2 separate regions of the Homo sapiens genome follow, and region 1 is linked to region 2. Evidence: chromatin loops called from intact Hi-C (ENCODE). Cell type or tissue: CD4-positive, alpha-beta T cell. All regions are shown on one strand. Each heading gives the region's core, and the rest is flanking DNA. Links, peaks and the distances in the headings are about the cores only.

Evidence for each region. Peaks named below come from ENCODE experiments on the same cell type or tissue, not always from the same donor. Only the 100,000 strongest peaks of a DNase experiment are listed, where the experiment ranks them.
Region 1: it touches region 2 in a loop (2.6-fold over the local background); 9 of 110 quality-filtered maps call a loop at or near these places.

The regions. Positions count from the first base shown.
Region 1 is chr6:16,711,022-16,715,413 of GRCh38, forward strand. The region is part of intron 2 of ATXN1 (ataxin 1); the gene reads right to left. Among named protein-coding and RNA genes, the nearest start is that of ATXN1-AS1, 48 kb to the right of the region's middle. In CD4-positive, alpha-beta T cell, for the core only: CTCF peaks have their summits at 2,368 and 2,738; DNase peaks (open chromatin) are centred at 690, 1,420, 2,020, 2,380 and 2 weaker places; H3K4me3 peaks cover 1,444 bases; H3K27ac peaks cover 1,618 bases.
Region 2 is chr6:16,650,053-16,654,444 of GRCh38, forward strand. All of the region lies in intron 3 of ATXN1 (ataxin 1), which reads right to left. Among named protein-coding and RNA genes, the nearest start is that of ATXN1-AS1, 110 kb to the right of the region's middle. In CD4-positive, alpha-beta T cell, for the core only: no CTCF peak of the experiment used is centred there; a DNase peak (open chromatin) is centred at 2,019; H3K27ac peaks cover 1,860 bases.

The DNA.
Region 1 (4,392 bases), core at 259-4,258, 61 kb after region 2:
ACAGGCAAGAGCCATAGAGCCCAGCCCATGACAGTATTTTAATCAAGACAATATAGTATTGACCTAAGTACAGACTGCAGATCAGTGGAACAGAGAGTCTTAAAACACATATAAAACCAAATGATTTTTGACAAAGGTGTGATGGCAATTTCATAAGGAAAAAAAATCACTTCAATAATTGTTGTTTCATACATTTTAATAAAAACTGAATCTTGACCCCTACACCTCATATCTTAATTTGAAATGGCTCATATACTTAAATGTTAAGGCTAAACTAGAAATCTTCCAGGAGAAAACAGGAGGATAACATCTTAGCAACCACAGGGTAAGCAAAAATGTTATAAAGACACAAAAAGCATATATCTTAAAAAATGATAAATTAGACTTCATTAAAATTTAAAGGGGCTCATCAAACACAGTTTAAAAAATGAAAAAGGTAAGCCAAACACTGAGAAAAAATTCATATTTCTGATAAATGACTTAAATCCAGACTATATAAAGAACTCATATATATACACATATATATACACATATATATATACACACATATATGTAAGTTCACAAAATAAAAAAAAAAACCATCTATATCTATATAGATATAGATTGTTTGTTTTGCGACACATCATTCTGTTGCCCAGGCTGGAAGTGCAGTGGCACCATCATGACTCACTGCAGGCTTGACCCCTCCCAGGCTCAAGTGATCCTCCCACCTCAGCCTCCTGAGTATCTGGGATTACAGGTGCGTGCCACTGCTGCCGCCTAGTTTTTGTATTTTTAATAGAGACAGGGTTTCACCATGTTGCCCAGGCTGATCTCGAACTTCTAGACTCAAGCAATATGCCTGCCTTGGCCTCTGGCTAGCATTTTTTAAATTAACTGTTGCTACCTGCAACAATACAGATGATCTCAAAAATGATATGCTGAACAAAAGAAAGCAGATACGAAAAAGTACTGACTGATTCCATTTGTATGAAGCTCAAGAACAAACAAAATTCAATTACAGTGACAGAAATCAAAGCAGTGGTTGATGACGGGGAGGTGGAAAGTTGACAGGAAGGGGGCAGAGGGGCTCTGGGGTGATGGAAATGTCCCATATCTTGATTAGGATGCTGATTATGTGGATGTATGCATTCATCAAAACTCATTGCGCTGTACGCTTAAGATGTGTTGATTTCACTGTATGTTCTCCCTAAATAGAAACTAATTTATTAGTGAAAAGAAAGATGTACTTTCTTTTCACTATTAATAATAAACTAATTTATTAGTGAAAAGAAAGATGTACTTTCTACCTGGAGGGTCTGTGGGGATAACCCCTATTCCGTACAAAGGAACAGTGAACATGCTTGAGTGAAAACAGCCACGCAAGGCAGACAGCAAGTGAGAAACGCCTAAGGCAGGGGAAGAACGGTGGTCTGCTACAGTGAGAAGAGAAATAGAGAAGACTGAGTCAGAAGGGGAAGGTATACACCAAACAGGAAGACACGAGTGAACTGAACGCAAGAAGTAGAAAGTAAGAGACCTAAATTCGTGTTTCCAAATAATCCAGTTACCACATTACACTCAAAAAAAGAACCAAAGGCAGTTTTATTTGGAAATTGTTCTCTTCCTCCCTCGACACCTCTGTTAATCAAATTGGAAGCTAGGGGAGGGAACTGAGTAAAGGCAGGGACCTGAACATATCCCTCCGTTTTTGCTTTTTTTTTTTTTCTTTTGCCCCTTAATCAGCCACCTTCAAAACAGTGCCTTTCTAGGGCTAACGTCCTGCCTGTGGCATCTCATCACTGATAAACATCAGGAAGTAACTGCCATTCGCCATTTATAGATTTATATGTACCTGCTAGGATAATGAGATTCACAATCTGTTCATTCCCTTAGTAACTGAATGAAACTCACAAATGGCTACGAGGGAGTATCCTAGTTCACTGAAGCCCAAGCTGGCCTCAGGAACCAGAGATAACATTTCTCCTTTTTCCAGCTGAATTACTAAGACAAGCAAGAGATGACTCATAATAAGCATAGTTGATGAAGCAATTAATGCCAACTCTTCCTCTCTGAGTCATCCCTTCCAGTGAAAGAATCGCTAGGAGTATTAACCCTGGCTGAAAAAGTAGATGCCATGTGAGCACATTAAACTTTACCAAACAATGGAGTGGTAAGGGAAGAGTTGGAGGGTTTCTGTCCAAACTATCTGAATCTAGAGGGACCGCTCCATGAATAAGTTTCAATACAATTGCGGTAATCAGCACCGCTTCCTCTATTTCAATTTACAAACGCTGGGTTTACAGGAATAGCTTTCTGAGACATTCCTATAAAATTAGCTTACTCACTGAATTTTTAAAAAGGAGAACAAAGCCAAAGGACGCCATTGGCCTCTGGGGGCGTATGTGTGTGAACAAGCTGATGCTGTGTAGAAATGATGTGTCAATATCATTTGGGCTACTTGTGTGAAAACTGCTCAATCCAAGAGTTACTTCTTGTTTCTACTGACTGAACATGAAGAGAGAACCAAATATTCCAGACAGGGAAAGAATCTGAGAAAACATAGAGTGGAGTGATTTCAGTGTGTGTATATGAAGAAGGGGGAGCAAATATAAAATCCAACTGGATGCTTTTCATCCTCCATGCAGTTCTCCACCCGCTTACTACCCCTCACTTAAAGTGTGGTCCTGGGGCCAGCAGCATCAGTTTCACGGAGGGATTTGTCAGAAATACATATTCTCAGGCTCCACCCTAGAACTATTAAATCAGAACCCCTGGGCCTGGCGCCCAGAAATCTGTGGTCTAAACAAGCCTTCCAGGTGCCTCTGATGCAAACATTCAATAAAATGTAATCGTCAAATCTTAACTGGTCCCTGGCCGCGCGTAGTAACTCATGCCTATAATCCCAGTACTTTGGGAGGCCAAAGCGGGTGGATCACATGAGGCCAGAAGTTTGAGACCAGCCTGGCCAACATGTGAAATCTCGTCTTTATAAAAATACAAAAATTAGCCAGGCGTGGTGGTGTGCACCTCTAGTCCCAGCTACTTGGGAGGTTGAGGCAGAGAATCACTTGAACCCAGGAGGCGGAGGTTGCAGTGAGCCAAGATCACACCACTCCATGCCAGCCTGGGCGACAGAGTAAGACTGTAGAAAAAAAGAAAGAAAAAAAAAACCACACACCACACACACACACACACACACACACACACACACACACACACACACCAAAACCTGGCCCCATTTGCATGTACTACTGCTACACTCATCCCTCACTCCCACCCACCTTTCGGAGGTAGGCCGCCCATCACTAGATTTAGCAGAGCATCCGCTGACTGAAATGAGACACAGCTGGGAGGCACCCACCACCACCCGCCTTTGTAGAACAGCTACCCAAAAAGACAAGGATAGCAAGTCCCCTGAAGCTTTTCCAATCTATTCCTTTTTGTGATTGTTTTCCTTTTGAAATAGTGTTAACACATTTTAAAATTATATACATATTCATTTTGAAAAATACAGAAATGGCAAAGAAGAAAGTAAAAACCTCCCAGCTGACACTTAACATTTGTCCCATCTTTTTCTAAGCATCAATATATAAATATTTAACAGTATATACATGTTACTTAATTTTTAAAATTTGTAATTGTATATGTATTTTCTTGTATACATTCCTTTGAAAGCTCTGTGATGGGTGTAGGCTGAACTGCTGGGCTGTACTGTTTTAGAGCAAAAAAAGATACTCATGCTGTAATTCTAATTTTTCTGTGTTTCAAAGGGGGGGCTATTAATTTATTAAATTAATTTTTAAAATTTACTCAAGGTGAATTCTTATCCAGATCAATTCCAGGAGTTACGGGGCGTGGAATTTGCCAGATAAGCCACACCATTCTATGCCATCAAGTCACAGAAACTGGCTTCCCTACACTCTAATTTGTGCCTTGTCTGTTGCTTTGGGCATGAAACAGAATGTGGCTTCTTTCATTTCTCACTTCATTACCTAAAGTGGACATACACCTTCCCATACTCCCTCTCCCCTCTCCTTCCCTAACCTATCCCCTGCCCACCCTGGCCCCATTATTTCTCACTTGGATAACAGGAAGGTCGTACAACTCTCCCTTTTGAACTCATCGTCCACACTGGGTCAAATCTAAAATACATCTGCATATGCCACATCCGCTAAAAATCATTACAATAGCTTCTATTTAAACATGAGTATATCCCATCAGCCTGGCCCCATGCTACATGCGTTCAGACATTATCATATCTTTATAACAATCTTAAGAGACAGAGGCTATTATTTTAACGTTAGAGATAAAGACTCTTACAGCTGAGGTATGTTAAATAACTTGCTCAAAGTCACAAAGCTAGTAAAATTTAGGGCAGCTGACTCTGGAACCTATAACATGTGTTAATTC
Region 2 (4,392 bases), core at 272-4,271:
CTCTCAAAATGCTGACATTACAGATGTGAGACACCATGCTTGGCCAGGAATTTCAATTAGGCCTCAACGAATGAGTGGGAGTTTACCAGGCAGAGAACAAGAGTCTCATGCGAGAAGAAACAACAGGGACAGGTGCATGGTTATTATATACATAGTATGTTTAAGAAGAAAACAAATATTATATGGAGAGATGGAAGGGATGGGAGTCACGGGAGATGAGATTTAAATGGTAAGTTGATAAGGAATTCCTAGGGGCCTTAGAGGCCATGCAGTGAAATTCACATTTTACCTTATCAGGAGCAGAAAGCTAACAAAATCCTTTCAATTATTCATTTTACTTCACCATATTCATTTGCTACCAAAGGAGTATTAAAAAACACACACACACATGAATTGCCCTAATATTAAAAATACCTTCATTCTTGTTTTCTTTACTTCTAGCCTTTGTGGATAGGCATAGATTTTTGTCACTGCTTTGTAATCAATGTGTTTGCACAATTTTGAAATATGAATTTTATACTTAACATTTGTTGGGTTTAGCCGAAAGCTGCCTTCTTCCATATTTTAAGTTTGGCCTAAAGGTTTCTCCGCATGCAGTGAACCGTAACCTACCTGGATGTGTAAACAGGCTGTAACCTATTCTTGTACCAATCTCTGGGTTTCGGCGAATCACAGGCAGCCTATCGTTCAAACCCTGTTCAAATAAGGCGAACGCTGAGCTGAAACCAATCTGGCTGTTTCTGTACCTCACTTCTGTTTTCTGTCCGTCGTTTTCCTTTTTCTGTCTATAAATCCTCTCCAACCACACAACAGCATGTCAGAAATGCCCTGAATCTATTCTAGTTCGGGAGGAAAGGAGTAGAGAGGAGCTGCCTGATTTGCAAATAGTTCTTTGCTGAATTAAACTCTGTTAAATTTAATTTGTCTAAAGTTTTTCTTTTAACACATTAGATTATGAGTACTTTTCCATATTTCCACATACTACCAAGGATTTTCAAGTGTAGGAGTAATTCAATCAGACCCTTTCTTTCATATGAGAATTCTCAAAAGAGTAGAATAAATGGAACACAGAAAGAAAAGACTTTAAGCAAGGGGCTTCTTGGAAGCCACTGCAGCAGTCCAGGCAAGTGATGCTGAAGGTCTGCAACAGAACAGGGGCCCGAGAGTGGAGAAGAGTGGGTAAACTATCATATTAAAGAGGCCAAACTCAGACTGGGGGCAGTGGCTCACGCCTGTAATCCCAACACTTTGGGAGGCTTAGGCAGGCGGATCATGAGGTCAGGAGTTTGAGACCAACCTGACCAACATGGTGAAACCCCATCTCTACCAAAAATACAAAAAATTAGCCAGGTGTGGTGGTGCGCACCTGTAATCCAAGCTACTCAGGAGGCTGAGGCAGGAGAATCCCTTGAACCTGGGAAGCAGAGGTTGCAGTAAGCTGAGATGGTGCCACTGCACTCCAGCGTGGGTGACAGAGAGAGACTCTGTCTCAAAAAAAAAAAAAAGGCAGAACTCCAGCATATGAGCTAGGGATGAAGCAGAGGAAGAGGAGGTGTCCAGCATCAACAAATGGTGAGCTAGTGACCCTGGAGCCCATAAACGTAGGACAATGACAAAGTCAGGTTTAGATTCAAATTGAAGACACCTATGTGATATCCAGCTGGAGTCATGTGGGAGGAAGTTGGAAATCATTGAGCTTAAACTCTGAAGAGAAAGAGACAGAAATACTAGTTGTGTGTGCAGAGTTGATGAGGACATCATGATGGTGCAGATGCCTTCAGGGAAAGCATGTGCGGTAACAAACTCTAGGTCACTGCTTTTCCTTTTTACTCCAACAATGTGCACGTGTGCCAGTTTAATTCTGATTTCTTCTGATGCACGGCAAATGCCTCCCTTCAAAGCTCTCAAATTGTCACTAAAGAAGGGGACCTACCATGTAAATCAGCATCTGTTTTGATGATGCCTGTTAGAAGAAAGTACATTGCATTTCCTGAATGGGTGTGGTTTTACTCACAGCTATACAAAACCACACAGCTTCTCTGAAGGACTTAGACAATCATTAGCCTGTGATAGCATCAGCAAGAGGAACGAGTTAGAACACATTTAACAAAAGGCATTTTGGGTGCTGCTTTACCGAACACTGGCTTAAGTACCTGAAGGGAACTACACTCCTCTAAGCTGGAAAGCACTGCGAGAGCTTTCTAACGATGGTCTTTAGTGGGGGTACTGGACTGGCGCTTTTCCTATTTACATCTGTTCCAAAAGCAGTACCTATGATTTAGGTGGCTGTTTGGAAATCATGTACCTCTCAAGGATGCCTCACGGTAAACGATACAAGTGACACAGTTTCTAACTAGACAAATGCTCTTTTAGAATCATTTTTTTCTGTTTTCCTACCATGGATGGTTACTTGCAAGGAAATAGTTTACATGGACCACTAAAGACCTCCAAAACAGAAATGCCAACATCTGGCATTTTGCTAAAATCCTGTACTCTATAATTTTTTAAAAATCTCGCCCCTCATTACTCCTCCACCTGACATCCTTTTAGACAAAGGCTCAAAGTCAATTATGCAGACAATGGCACCTTTCTCTTCTGTAGCTGACAACCTGGCTCTTGCCTTCTGCAACCCAAAAACAGCCCTCGCTCCCATCAGATGGAAAGAACTACGCAGAGGAAAATCTAGTAAGGTCTCCATGAAGCACATATTAAAAGCCTAATGTGCCCTTAACATGGCTTCAGCAAACTGGGCTTTTTTCCTTCACTTAGATGAGAATTTGAGAAGAATCCACTCGGTAATACCTTTCTGCTCGCCAAACCTCCTTTAGTCAAAACTGAATAGAGACCTGGGAGAAGATACTTCTCCAACACTGGGCTTGAAGGTGCTTGCTTTTTCACACAAACTGAATTCAGGATTGCCACAACTTCTCCAAGCAAAACTGAACTAAGCAACAGCCAAATAAAAGAGAAAAAGTTGTCAAAAAAAATGTGTTAATGCATTTGGTAGTGGTTAGATTAACAGCTAATAAATGTCCTGATGGCCACGCTGGTTCCTTTCTAGGCTAGCTAAGCTTCTGTGAGTTCTTCTGTTTGGATTCCATCTACCAGGGCTGGAGCCACCAGCAAGGGCATTCAGGAGGTGCACCAGAAGCAGCAACGCCCTGCAAATCTCTCCTGGATCATCCAAGACCAGGCATGCCCTTGCTGGAACAAGAGGCGGACGGAAGGAGAGGGCCAAGTGTCACCACTGCAGTCTGCTAACATTGGATTCAAATCCTGAATCCACCACTGTGCACTGTAGGTGCTTTGATGTGCGTCCACTAGAGCTAAACTTGATCCTTTTCAGCAGCGGGACCGCTCTTCTGCCACCAAAACTGACAACCTGCGAGGCCTAACAGCTGAAAGAAATACCACTCAGAATAAACTGCCAAGGGTAGCAGGTGTGGCTTTGGGAGCCAAGGATAAAGCTTCTAGTTTAGCACAGTCCGGTTCCTATCCTCAGATCTTTCTCCTAGCCTGCTGCTCCAGCCCAGCTCCTCATAGCTGATGTCCCCACTATCCCAATCTTAGTCAGGGGCTCCTGTCATTACCACCAACAGAGTTAGTGATTACAAAAGATAAAGAGACAAAAAAAGATTTCCAAAAGAGCCTCTGCCCTAGGGGAACACTTTACGTATTTGGAAGAAAGTGGGTTTCTAAAGGTTCAGAGAATATGCTGACCTCACATCCTGAAAAAGCTTGGCAACTGAAGAGGGAATGCAACCCTCATGGCTTGATGTTGCTTAGGTCAACAAGCAAATATTTCCTGGACACCTACCATAGGCTCAGACCTGGACCCTTTGCTGTGGGAGAGGAGGCAAAGAGGAGGATGCACAATTATTTTCAGATAGTTATTCTCAAACCTCAGTGTGCAAAAGTTAACTAAGGTGAGTTTCCTGGGTTCTACATCCCCAGAACTTCTGATTCATAAGCCTGGTGTTGCTGAATCTGCAACTTTAATAAACATATCCAAGAGATTCGGAAGCAGGAGGTACTGGGATTAGACCACCCTTGGGAAACACTGGTCTGTGATTTGATTCCTGCCTTGAAGCCATGTGCAACCCATGTGCAATTGTGCTGATGGCAAACACTCACAGAGTAATGCACAGCAGTACATTCTGTAAGAAGCAGGCCCTAAATGTGATAGAAGTTCATAAAGAGAGACTGCTCAGGGCCGGGCGCAGTGGCTTACACCTGTAATCTCAGCACTTTGGAAGGCCAAGGCAGATGGATCATGAGATCAAGAGATCAAGACCATCCTGGCCAACATGGTGAAACCCCATTTCTACTAAAAATAGAAAAATTAGCTGGGCACGGTGGCGCATGCCTGTAATCCCAGCTACTCAGGAGGCT